Regions from separate parts of the Homo sapiens genome. Here region 2 is linked to region 1. Evidence: chromatin contacts called from ENCODE Hi-C data. All regions are on one chromosome and are shown on one strand. The core of a region is the stretch at or near the end of the contact, and the rest is flanking DNA. Distances in the headings are between cores, read along the strand shown.

Region 1 (6,578 bases), core at 3,008-5,507:
GTTGTTGTTTTTGAGATGGAGTCCAGCCCAGGCTGGAGTGCAATGGTGCAATCTCAGCTCGCTGCAACCTCTGCCTCCTGGGTTCAAGTGATTCTCCTGCCTCAGCCTCCCGAGTAGCTGGGATTCTAGGCGTCCACCACCGCGCACAGCTAATTTCTGTATTTTTAGTGGAGATGGGGTTTCGCCATGTTGGCCAGGCTGGTCTCAAACTCCTGACCTCATGATCCGCCCACCTCGGCCTCCCAAAGTGTTGGGATTACAGGTGTGAGCCACCATGCCTGGTCTGTAATCCTGTCTCTAAACATTTTTAGCAGTATATGAAAGTGTCAGTAAGTAAATATTTATGAACAAAAAGTCTGTTTTGATTTGCAGGATTTTCGGAACAGGTGACAATTGGGATTGCTTTGCTCTTCAGTCTTTTTTTTTTTTTTTTGAGACAGAGTCTCACTCTGTTGCCCAGGCTGGAGTGCAGTGGCACCATCTCAGCTCACTGCAAGCTCTGCCTCCTGGGTTCACGCCATTCTCCTGCCTCAGCCTCCTGAGTAGCTGGGACTACAGGCGCCCGCCACCACGCCCGGCTAATTTTTTGTATTTTTAGTAGAGAGGGGGTTTCACAGTGTTAGCCAGGATAGTCTCTATCTCCTGACCTCGTGATCCACCTGCCTCGGCCTCCCAAAGTGCTGGGATTACAGGCGTGAGCCACTGCACCTGGCCTGCTCTTCAATCTTTTTTAATTGAGGGCTTTTCTCTAACTTAAAGAATCAGTATCTTTTTATTTCAGTAAATCTTATGTTATGTCAAAATTAATTTTTCTCAGCCATAGGAGAAGGAAAAAATAAATCCAACAGAGAGTTAACAGTTACATAGGCCAAAGGCAAATTAATAATAAATGCCATAGGTCTTTCTCATATTTTGCCATTTTTAAAATAAGATGGCCTTCCTTTAGTGTAGTAATTAAATTTATAGCAGTCCTGTGTTTAACAACACTTTTACCACTAGATGTCACTAGACTAAAACAATTGGTAAGCTTGTTGAAACTGCTGCAACCTGGTGCAGTCTTTTCAAAGGCCTTTGGTTAATAAGGCTTCCTCTGTAGCACCTGCATTTCTCATAAAACTAAGTCACAGCTTGCTTCAAGCACAAGCTGATTGGGAAATATACATGTTCTGTGACACGTTAGTAATCTAGAATTACTTATTTTAGTGTTTATCAGGACAGAAAAGGACAAATCTTACTACCGGAGGAAACTTTTTAGTGACCTTAATTTTTTGGAGAGAAAACGATTTTCAGTCTATCTCTGTACTCAGAGAAGCATTTATCGTCACACCTCAGGTTTCTCAAGAGTTGAGATTTTGTCCTTTTTTTTTTTTTTTTCTCGAGACGGAGTCTTGCTCTGTTGCCCAGGCTGGAGTGCAGTGGTGTGATCTTGGCTCACTGCAAGCCCCGCCCCGCCAGGCTCAAGCAATTCTTCTGCCTCGGCCTCCCGAGTAGTTGGGACTACAGGCGCGCACCACCATGCCTGGCTAATTTTGTGTATTTTTAGTAGAGATGGTTTTCACCATGTTGGCCAGGCTGGTCTCAAACTCCTGACCTCAGGTGGTCTGTCTGCCTCAGCCTCCCAAAGTCCTGAGATTACAGGCATGAGCTACCATGCCCAGCCAAGAGTTGGGATTTTGTCTTAGACATCGTGGATTTCTTAGGGCCCAGCACAAAGCTTGGCACTTGGTAGGTACTCAGTAAATGCAATTAAGCATTAGGGTAGTATACTAGATGTCATGGGGGAAAAGATAGCTCACAGGTCCTCTGCTCTCAAGAAGTCTCATTTGGGAGATAATACATGCCCACAGCACAGGGTATTGTATGTAAACCAAATGAGTAGTGCATTCACTAGCTTCTGTAGTATTTCAGGGGATCAGTAGCTCTTGAGAGCTAGCGGTAGTGATCAAAGGTGTCCTTAAGAGAAAGCATATTTAGAGATGCAAAAGTAGGACAGTTACAAGTGAAGAAAGCAATGAGCCAAGGTTTAAGGATAGGAAAATGCAGGCAGTAAAGATTTAGAAAGATAAAAACTCAAGGGCCCTGAATTTAAAGCATACATTTAGGTTTAATATTTTTTAGGGATATTGGAGGGGACATTGAAGGATATTGGTGTGGGAAAATAATATGTTGCATGATAGTTTGTAATTTACAAAACAATAGCACTTGAAGAAGAATGAATTAAAGATGATTGCTCTTTGATTTTAAAATACTTCTGTTTTAAAGTCTATTATAGGCCGGGCACGGTGGCTCACACCTGTAATTCCAGCATTTTGGGAGGCCTAGGCGGGCAGATCACCTCAGGTCAGGAATTTGAGACCAGCCTGGCCAGCAGGGTGAAACCCCGTCTCTACTAAAAATACAAAAAGTAGCTAGGCATGGTGGCGTGCGCCTGTAATCCCAGCTACTCAGGAGGCTGAGGCAGGACAATCGCTTGAACCTGGGAGGCAGAGGTTGCAGTGAGCCAAGATCGTGCCACTGAACTGCAGCCTGGGTGACAGAGTGAGACTCCGTCTCCAAAAAAATACATAAAGTCTACTACAAACACTTTTATTTAAAAGAGAGAACATAGGCATAGGGCTTAGTATATAGTACCTCTCACTTAATAAACCCTCAGTACATGATTCTTGTTGATAGTAATATTATTAAATGAGGAAAAAATATTAGAGACATGCTACAAAATAACTAACCGGTTTTCTTTATAAGAGTCAAAGTCTTGAAAGACAAGGAACAATTGAAGAATTATCACAGATTTAAGGAGACTAAGGAGACATGCAGTGTGGGTCCTGGATTGGGTCCTAGAATGAGAAAGGATGTTAGTGGGAAAAAAGGGCACATTTGAATAGTTGTGTAGTTTAGTTGATTATATTGTAGCAGTGTTAATTTCCTGGTTTTGATCATTGTATTGCAGTTACATACTATGTTAATATTAAGGGGAAGCTGCTGAGGGTGTAGTGGTGAGATCATGACTCACTGCAGCCTCGACCTCCCAGGCTCAAGTAATCTTCCTGCCTCAGCCTCCTGAGTAGCTGAGACCACAGGTGTGTGCCACCACTCCCAGCTAATATTTTTAATTTTTTTTGTAGAAATAGGGTTCCGTATGTTGCCCAGGCTGGTCTTGAATTTCTGGGCTCAAGGGATCCTCCCACCTTTGCCTCACAAAGTGCTTGGGATAATAGGCATGAGCCATTGCACCCATCTGGAATCCTATACTTTATGCAACTTTTCTATTTCTTTCTTTCTTCTTTCTTCTTTCTTTTCTCTTTTTTTTTTTTCTTTTTGGAGGCAAAAATCTTGCTTTGTTGCCCAGGCTTGGAGTGCAATGGAGCGATCTTGACTCACTGCAACCTCTGCCTCCCGGGTTCAAGTGATTCTCTTGCCTCAGCCTCCTGAGTAGCTGGGACTACAGGCACGTGCCACCATGCTTGGCTAATTTTTGTATCTTTAGTATGGTTTCACCATGTTAGCCGGGCTGGTCTTGAACTCCTGGCCTCAGGTGATCCGCCTGCCTCAGCCTCCCATAGTGCTGGGTTTACAGGCATGGGCCACCACACCTAAGCCTGCAACTTTTCTTTAACTTCTTTTGCTTTTTTTAAACTTCTTATTCAAAAATAGTAAGTTTAAAAATACAATTTTGTTTTAGAAAAGATTTCAATTTTGTATTTGAACTAAGTTATCTACTGAGAGGTCGGATGTCAACAGAAAGAATTTAGAATCTCCTACCCGACAGAGCTTTTAAGATCCACTAAAGCCCATTAAGCAATCCACTAGAATAGCTTAAGGCAAGAGTGGGTTCCCTTGAAGACCCAGAAGTAGAACCTCTGAGGTGCTTCCTTGATTAGGCTTTGTCTCAGTGGAATGTTGGAGCTAGTTTGATTGTCTATCCAGACCATTAAAACTTTTTATGTCAGCACTAGGGCTGTTTTTGCCTTTGTGTGTTCACTGGAGTAGCACTTTTAATTCCCTTTAAGAACTTGTCCTTTGCATTCACAGCTTGGCAAACTGGTGCAAGAGGCCTGACTTCTACCCTGTCTTAGCTTTGAACATACCTTCCTCACTCTAGCTTTTGATTTAAAGTGAGAGATGTGCAATTCTTCCTTTCACTTGAACACATAAAGACCATTGTAGGGGAATTCATTGGCCTGATTTCAATATTATTGTATTTCAGGGAGTAGGTCCAAGGAGAGGGTGATAGCCGGGGGAATGATTGGTCCGTGAAGCAGTCAGAGCACATGCAACACTTCTCAGTTTAAGTTTCCTGTTTTCTATGGGTGTGGTTTGTGGTGCCCAAAACAATTACAATAGTGACATCAAAGATCACTGATCACAGATCACCATGACAGATATCATAATAATGGAAGTTTGAAATATTGCAAGAATTACCAAAATGTGACAGACATGAAGTAAGCACCCTGCCACAAATCTTCAATTTGTAAAAAAAAACACAGTATCTGTGAAGCACAATTTAAAAAAAATTTGAAGTGGAATAGAATGAGGTGTGCCTATATATGGAAGATGGCTTGATCTAATCAGAGATAAAAAGAGATGAATGAGGACCATATCAAAATTATTTCCAGTTTGCAGTTAATTCTGCTCCCAGTCTCCAGTCCTAGGCAACCACAGGCCAGCTTTTCTGGACACTTCATCTAAATGGAATCATACAATACATACTCTTTTGAGTCTGACTTCCAGTTTTTGCCTGTTATGAATAATGCTGCTATGAACCTTTGTGACCATGTGTTCATGTGAATGTGTTTTTATTTCTTTTGGGTGGATTCTTAGGAACGGAATTGGTAGGTTGTATGGTAACTTTGTGTTTACTTTTACGAAACTGCCAAACTTTTTTCAAAATTACCATTTTACATTCCTTCCAGCAATGTATGAGAATTCAGTATTCTCTTTATTTCTGATTATAGCCATCAGAGTGGTTGTGTAGTGGTATCTCATTATGGTTTACATTTACATTTCTCTAATGATGTTGAGATTATTTTTGTGTGCTTGAAATACCTGTTCAAATCTCTTATCCATTTTTAAATTGGGTTTTTAACTTATATTGTATTATAACAAGTTCTTTATTCTGGATACAATCTCTTAATCAGATATATGATTTGCAGTATTTTCTCCCAGACTGTGACTTTCTTTTCATTTTTTGGGGGATTTTTTTTTTTTTTTTTTGAGACCGAGTCTCACTCTGTCGCCCAGGCTGGAGTGCACTGGCGCGATCTCAGCTCACTGCAAACTCCACCTCCTGGGTTCAAGCAGTTCTCCTGCCTTAGCCTCCCAGGTAGCTGGGATTACGGGTGCCTGGCTCATTTTTGTGTTTTTAGTAGAGACAGGCTTTCACCATGTTGGCCAGGCTGGTCTGGAACTTCTGACCTGGCTGATATTTTTTGAAGTACAACTTTTTTAATCTTGATGAAGTTCAGTGTATCAATATTTTTAATAAAGATTTCTCCTAGAAGTTTTATAGTTTTAGTGATTGCATTTAGGCCTGTGATCCTTTTTGGATTACTTTGTGTGTGTTGTGTAAAGGTCTAAGTTCATTTTGCTTTGTTTGTTTGCTTGTGGTATCCAGTTGACCCTGTACCATATGTTGAAAAGATTGTGTTTTCCCTTATTGAATTATCTCAGCACCTTTAAAAAATGACCATAAATGTAAGGGTTTATTTCTGGACTCTTAGGTCTGTTCCATTGATCTGTCCCATTTTTAATTTCGTGGATTGTACTTTGGTGTTGTATCTAAAAAGTCATCACCAAATCCATGCTTACCTAGATTTTCTCTTGTATTACTGCTTAGGACTTTCATAGTTTTGCATTTTACATTTAGGTCTGCGATCCATTTTGACTTAATTTTTGTGAAAGGTATAAACCATATGTGCTTTTAAAGACTATATAGTCTGCAGTCATTGGGTAGAGAGTTTTATATATGTCAGTTATGTTGGTTGATAGTGTTTTTTGAGTTTTGTATATTCTTACTGATTTTGTCTTTAGTTTTATCAATTGAGAGTGAGGTACTGAATTATTAACCTGTTTTGTTGAATTGTGTATTTTTCCTTTTGATTCTGTCAGTTTTTCCTTCATTTGTTTTGAGGATATGTTGCTGGTGTGGATACATTTAGAATTATTATATCTTCATGATGTAACAACTTTCATCATTATGAAACACCGTTCTCTAATATTACTCTCTGTCTTTATTTCTATTTTATCTAATATTAATAGAGCCATTTGTGTTAGTCCACTTTGAGTTGCTATAAAGGAATACCCGAGGCTGGGTAATTTATAAAGAAGAGAGGTTTATTTGGCTCACAGTTCTGCAAGCTGTATAAGAAGTGTGGCACCAGCATCTGCTTCTGGTAAGGACCTCAGAAAACTTTCAATCATGGAGGAAGGTGAAGGAGGAGCAGGCATGTCACATGGTAAGAGAGGGAGACAGAGGTGGGGGAGGTGCCACACTCCTTTAAACAACCAGTTCTCCCATAAACTAATAGAGGGAGACTTGCTCGGTACTACAGGGAGGCACCAAGCCATTCTTGAGGGATCTG
Region 2 (6,578 bases), core at 1,668-4,167, 530 kb after region 1:
AGGAGAATCACTTGAGCCCGGGAGGCGGAGCTTGCAGTGAGCCGAGATCGTGCCACTGCACTCCAGCCTGGGCGACAGAGCGAGACTCTGTCTCAAAAAAAAAAAAAAAGAGAGAGAAAGAAAAATCTACCATTCAGATAACTCCTCTTATCCATGAGAGAATAGGATGCTTACAAATGATAACTGTATCAGGGCCAAAGGTAGAGGCTGCAACGTTATGATTAAAGTGTTAACTTCAAGTTTAGATAGTTCCATGTTCACTAATTCCTAAGAAAACACTAGTAAAAAAATATCAGGAACCCTGGCAGGTTATTTGTAATATATACACGTATATATATTTCAAGAGACAGGGTCTTGCTCTGTTGCCCAGGCTGGGGTGCAGTGACGTGATCATAGCTCACTGCATCCTTGAACTCCTGGACTCCAGCGATATTCCCACCTCAGCCTTTTGAGTAGCTGGGACTACAGGTGCGTGCCACCATGCCCAGCTAATTTTTTAATATAAAGATGGAGTCTTGCTATGTTGCCCTGTCTGGTCTCAAACTTCAGAGAGCAAATGATCCTCCTGCTTCAGACTCCTGAAGTGCTGGGATTATAGGCATGAGCCAACACGTCCAGCCCTGTGAAGTTTTTTGAGATTAGGCTTCAAAATACCTCTTCAGAGTGTTAGGTTCTCTGGCTTTAAGGTAAATATTAATATAGTTAAACTGGGGGAAGGGACATATGGGATTTCTTCCTGGTTCTTCAACAGGTTTTAGAATTTACTACAGGAGGTAGAGGAAAGTTAGTAGCTTTACTTAATGTAGTAAGCTCAAAGTCAAAACCCTGGCTAAACATGCAAAATTGGTTTCCTAATCCTTTTTTAGTCTTCTGTGTCTGAGGACTGTGTTAGGAGATTCAATACCTTCTCCCCACTCCAACATTCCTTTTCTGCAGGTCCAGAATGGCTACAACAGTCCCTGATGGTTGCCGCAATGGCCTGAAATCCAAGTACTACAGACTTTGTGATAAGGCTGAAGCTTGGGGCATCGTCCTAGAAACGGTGGCCACAGCCGGGGTTGTGACCTCGGTGGCCTTCATGCTCACTCTCCCGATCCTCGTCTGCAAGGTGCAGGACTCCAACAGGCGAAAAATGCTGCCTACTCAGTTTCTCTTCCTCCTGGGTGTGTTGGGCATCTTTGGCCTCACCTTCGCCTTCATCATCGGACTGGACGGGAGCACAGGGCCCACACGCTTCTTCCTCTTTGGGATCCTCTTTTCCATCTGCTTCTCCTGCCTGCTGGCTCATGCTGTCAGTCTGACCAAGCTCGTCCGGGGGAGGAAGCCCCTTTCCCTGTTGGTGATTCTGGGTCTGGCCGTGGGCTTCAGCCTAGTCCAGGATGTTATCGCTATTGAATATATTGTCCTGACCATGAATAGGACCAACGTCAATGTCTTTTCTGAGCTTTCCGCTCCTCGTCGCAATGAAGACTTTGTCCTCCTGCTCACCTACGTCCTCTTCTTGATGGCGCTGACCTTCCTCATGTCCTCCTTCACCTTCTGTGGTTCCTTCACGGGCTGGAAGAGACATGGGGCCCACATCTACCTCACGATGCTCCTCTCCATTGCCATCTGGGTGGCCTGGATCACCCTGCTCATGCTTCCTGACTTTGACCGCAGGTGGGATGACACCATCCTCAGCTCCGCCTTGGCTGCCAATGGCTGGGTGTTCCTGTTGGCTTATGTTAGTCCCGAGTTTTGGCTGCTCACAAAGCAACGAAACCCCATGGATTATCCTGTTGAGGATGCTTTCTGTAAACCTCAACTCGTGAAGAAGAGCTATGGTGTGGAGAACAGAGCCTACTCTCAAGAGGAAATCACTCAAGGTACAGATGCAGCCTGGCTAGGCAGAGAATCCCTTGTAGAAAGGTGGGGGAGAATCATAGGATATTATAACTGTAAGGAACATGCAAGATTTTCCAGATTATACCCTTGATAGAATAGATAAGTTCCTTAAGGCTCAGATCTTGCTTAAAGTCGTCCAGCCTGTTAGAGACAAGTAGAACACGAAGCTGGCCTCTGGAGTCTTTATTGAGTACTTTGTACAATTGGTGTAGACTGGGAGAGCCCTCCTCACTTCCCCTTTCTTGTGCTGTAATTTCCTGTGGGGCAGAACACCTCAGAGGTTTCTGTGCATCAAAATAAGATGCAGCAAAGACATGGAAAAAGGATAACGAGACAAATTCCCAGCAATAAGTAGATGAGGTTGTGTTTTTTATAAAAGATAACGAGGCATTCCTTCCAGAAATGTGGAGCCTTTGTAGATTTCAGTGCATAAAACCAAGCCATGATTTCCTGCAGTGATCACAGAGCAGAGAAGGGAGAAAGCCCTTTTATCACAAACCAGCAGGAAGTCTCTGTAAAATTGGTAAGGATTCTGGTTTAGTGTGAAGAACCACATTTTTTGTGTATGTTTCTGGGCCCATGGGAAGGAACAGATCATATTTGACATACAAGAATCAAATGATTCAGGCCAGGCATGGTGGCTCACTCCTGTAATCCTAGCCCTCTGGGAGGCTGAGGTGGGAGGATTGCTTGAGCCCAGAAGTTTGAGACCAGCTTGGGCAAAATAGCAAGACTTCATCTCTATTTAAAAAAAAAAAAAAAAAAAAAAAAAGAATCAAGTGATTTTGCTCTTATCTGGAGTTGAGACAAGCCAGATGTTCTCGTGTTGTTTTCATAAGCAAAAGAGGCTAAACTGATGGCCAGAAAGTACTCCTGCTCATAGGGACCTATTCATTGGTCTCCAGGGTTTACACTGACCTTTAAGTCTAATCACAGGGGGTGGGTGGTTTTGGGATAGGAATGAGGAACCTCCAAGGCCATGTTCTTAGCTCCAGCTAAAAATAGGTCTTTCCTTTGCTCTTAAGCCTGAGGTGTGGAACTTCCTGGTGCTACTCACTGCAGCTATGGTCCCTGTCTAGGGCACTTGGAAGTCTGAAGGGAGGCGGAGGAGGGCAGGAGGGGTTATTTAACCACCCAGCCCCTCCTGTCCGTTCCGTGGCTTCACTCCATCACCTCACTCCTGTACTTCCTGTTCTCATTCACTGATGAGTCTTCCTTCCTTCATTCATTTCAAGGGCCACTGTCAGCTTTCTCCCTTAAAATGCTTCTCTGGCCTCCATGCTTTGCTGCTCACTTTCCTCCCTGGGTCCCCTGAGCCACCCCATCCCATCAAATCCTTCCTGAGCCCTTCCACAGTTGGAACCAACAACCTCTGAAGCTTTGCTCGCAGTCCAGATGAACCAAGTCGCTGTGCTTTCCTGCCTGTGCCTGTGCTCCAGGTGTGTCTGTCCTCTGCCTGGTGTGACCATCTCCCTCTTCTGCCCTTCTCCAGGATCAGGCATTCCCCAGTTTCCCCTGGTAATCACTCCACCCTGTGCATCTGTAGGACTTTGAAATGCTCTTATCAGGGTCTGTCTCATTGCACTGTTATTTATGTACCTGTCATATGTTCCTTACTCTCCAGTGTCAGCTGCAAGGAGGGATCATTCTGGTTAATCTTTATGTGCTTCACCATCTCTCTCTTTTTTTTTTTTTTTTGAGACAGAGTCTCGCTCTGTCACCCAGGCTGGAGTGCAGGGACATAATCTTGGCTCGCCACAAGCTCTGCCTCCCAGGTTCAAGCAATTCTCCTGCCTCAGCCTCCCGAGTAGCTGGGATTACAGACGTGCACCATTATGCCCAACTAATTTTTTTGTGTTTTTAGTAGAGACGGGGTTTCACCATCTTGGCCAGGCTGGTCTCGAACTCCTGACCTCATGATCCGCCCGCCTAGGCCTTCCAAAGTGCTGGGATTACAGGCATGAGCCACCGTGCCCAGCCACGATCTCTTAAATAAAGGCGTTTAAGTGTTTGTTCAGCAAATTGGGCCCATAAATTTGGTGGGAAATAAATGAATTGCTTTGAACTGCATTCATGATGATTGCATGTGTTTATCCTTGTTTCCCAAGCCTTTGGTTTTCCCCAAATACACAGAAAACAGTTGCTCATCAATCCTGCCTCTTCCCAATGAAAATGATACAAATATATACATATTTTCCTTGTCAGGCAGTTGAAATAGGTAAATCCCCAGTGAGATTCACTCTAGGTACACCCCTGGCCAGATCTATATCTGAAATGACTGGTTTTTATGACTTTTTCTTTTTTTTTTTTTTGTTTGAGACAGAGTCTTGTTCTGTCGCCCAGGCTGGAGTGCAGTGGTGCGATCTCGGCTCACTGCAAGCTCCACCTCCTGGGTTCACACCATTCTCCTGCCTCAGCCTCCCGAGTAGCTGGGACTACAGGTGCCCGCCACCACGCCTGGCTAATTTTTTGTATTTTTAATAGAGATGGGGTTTCACCTTGTTAGCCAGGATGGTCTCGATCTCCTGACCTTGTGATCTGCCCACCTCGGCCGCCCAAAGTTCTGGGATTACAGGCGTGAGCCACCATGCCCAGCCCATGACTTTTCAAATGTGCTTTTGAAGTGGTCCTAGGATGAGGTGGGGCTCTGGTGAAGTTCTGAAAAGGGGCGTCCCTAGTCATCATAGTTATTCATTCATTCAACCAATATTGTGTTTGCTTTGTGCCTGGTCCTAGGCTTGAGGACCTAGTCTCTGTCCCTCCAAGAAACTTAAGGTCTGCTGGAGAGACAGGCAATTAAATGGGCAAGATGTCACACTGTGATAAGTGATACAATGGGGTGAACATAGGTGGGGGCCCCAGTGGTTTAATTTCTCCTGTTCCTCCATTTCAGGTTTTGAAGAGACAGGGGACACGCTCTATGCCCCCTATTCCACACATTTTCAGCTGCAGGTAAGTGATTTTTTTCTCCCTCTTCATCAAAGGCATTAGCACCTCAGGAACACTGATCCTTTGGAAACAGACGATGTTACCTTTCTCATGGCCCCTAGATGGCCACTTGAAGGAATGATGGGTCTTCTTTCCTCTAAGCGGCCTCACGGGGTTAGTGGGTAAGAATGAGTGCTTGGCATAGAGAGGACTTGGGGGTGGGAGGCCTGGGAGAAAGGGAAGGAAATGAGACTTCTGCCCAGACTGGAGACCTGTTGAAATGGCAGGAACTGGAGTGGGTTTCACGATATGACTGTTTCCTTTTCAGAACCAGCCTCCCCAAAAGGAATTCTCCATCCCACGGGCCCACGCTTGGCCGAGCCCTTACAAAGACTATGAAGTAAAGAAAGAGGGCAGCTAACTCTGTCCTGAAGAGTGGGACAAATGCAGCCGGGCGGCAGATCTAGCGGGAGCTCAAAGGGATGTGGGCGAAATCTTGAGTCTTCTGAGAAAACTGTACAAGACACTACGGGAACAGTTTGCCTCCCTCCCAGCCTCAACCACAATTCTTCCATGCTGGGGCTGATGTGGGCTAGTAAGACTCCAGTTCTTAGAGGCGCTGTAGTATTTTTTTTTTTTTGTCTCATCCTTTGGATACTTCTTTTAAGTGGGAGTCTCAGGCAACTCAAGTTTAGACCCTTACTCTTTTTGTTTGTTTTTTGAAACAGGATCTTGCTCTGTCACCCAGGCTTGAGTGCAGTGGTGCGATCACAGCCCAGTGCAGCCTCGACCACCTGTGCTCAAGCAATCCTCCCATCTCCATCTCCCAAAGTGCTGGGATGACAGGCGTGAGCCACAGCTCCCAGCCTAGGCCCTTAATCTTGCTGTTATTTTCCATGGACTAAAGGTCTGGTCATCTGAGCTCACGCTGGCTCACACAGCTCTAGGGGCCTGCTCCTCTAACTCACAGTGGGTTTTGTGAGGCTCTGTGGCCCAGAGCAGACCTGCATATCTGAGCAAAAATAGCAAAAGCCTCTCTCAGCCCACTGGCCTGAATCTACACTGGAAGCCAACTTGCTGGCACCCCCGCTCCCCAACCCTTCTTGCCTGGGTAGGAGAGGCTAAAGATCACCCTAAATTTACTCATCTCTCTAGTGCTGCCTCACATTGGGCCTCAGCAGCTCCCCAGCACCAATTCACAGGTCACCCCTCTCTTCTTGCACTGTCCCCAAACTTGCTGTCAATTCCGAGATCTAATCTCCCCCTACGCTCTGCCAGGAATTCTTTCAGACCTCACTAGCACAAGCCCGGTTGCTCCTTGTCAGGAGAATTTGTAGATCATTCTCACTTCAAATTCCTGGGGCTGATACTTCTCTCATCTTGCACCCCAACCTCTGTAAATAGATTTACCGCATTTACGGCTGCATTCTGTAAGTGGGCATGGTCTCCTAATGGAGGAGTGTTCATTGTATAATAAGTTATTCACCTGAGTATGCAATAAAGATGTGGTGGCCACTCTTTCATGGTGGTGGCAGCAGTTACCAGTAATGAGCATTAGACTCTGGGGGATAGAACACGGGCTGCCCTGAGAGCTTCATGTTGGAGCTGAAGTTCAAGGTTCACTTCCTTTGGGTTTGTACTTGACCCTTCTTCATGTGTCTCTCCCGTTCCCTCTAAAACAAGTGTGTTTCCCCTCATTTTTGAGGCTGTCAATGGTGTGAGAGCCAGGATCATCACGGGGCCTGAGGTTTTACTCCAGAAAAGCA

What was found. A loop is a pair of places that touch in the nucleus more often than their neighbours do. Pooled maps may share reads with other maps.
Region 2: a map with no recorded cell type shows a loop between it and region 1 (5-fold over the local background). The contact joins two enhancer-like sites. A Hi-C loop is called at or near these places in 1 of 168 maps with a recorded cell type or tissue (B cell), 3 of 37 single-sample maps with no recorded cell type and 8 of 50 pooled maps.

What each region holds. Positions count from the first base shown.
Region 1 is chr12:12,375,819-12,382,396 of GRCh38, forward strand. The region is part of intron 2 of BORCS5 (BLOC-1 related complex subunit 5); the gene reads left to right. Among named protein-coding and RNA genes, the nearest start is that of BORCS5, 22 kb to the left of the region's middle. RefSeq lists an enhancer at 5,377-5,671. Within about 2 kb of position 4,258, at least 6 of the 41 ENCODE cell types and tissues checked have a DNase peak (open chromatin) inside an H3K27ac peak, as active enhancers do.
Region 2 is chr12:12,907,307-12,913,884 of GRCh38, forward strand. It overlaps GPRC5A (G protein-coupled receptor class C group 5 member A), which reads left to right. Exons shown (of 4, transcript NM_003979.4): 2 at 937-1,865; 3 at 4,778-4,836; 4 at 5,141-6,578. The coding sequence starts at 944. The coding sequence ends at 5,233. Among named protein-coding and RNA genes, the nearest start is that of MIR614, 5.2 kb to the right of the region's middle. Within about 2 kb of position 2,918, at least 4 of the 41 ENCODE cell types and tissues checked have a DNase peak (open chromatin) inside an H3K27ac peak, as active enhancers do.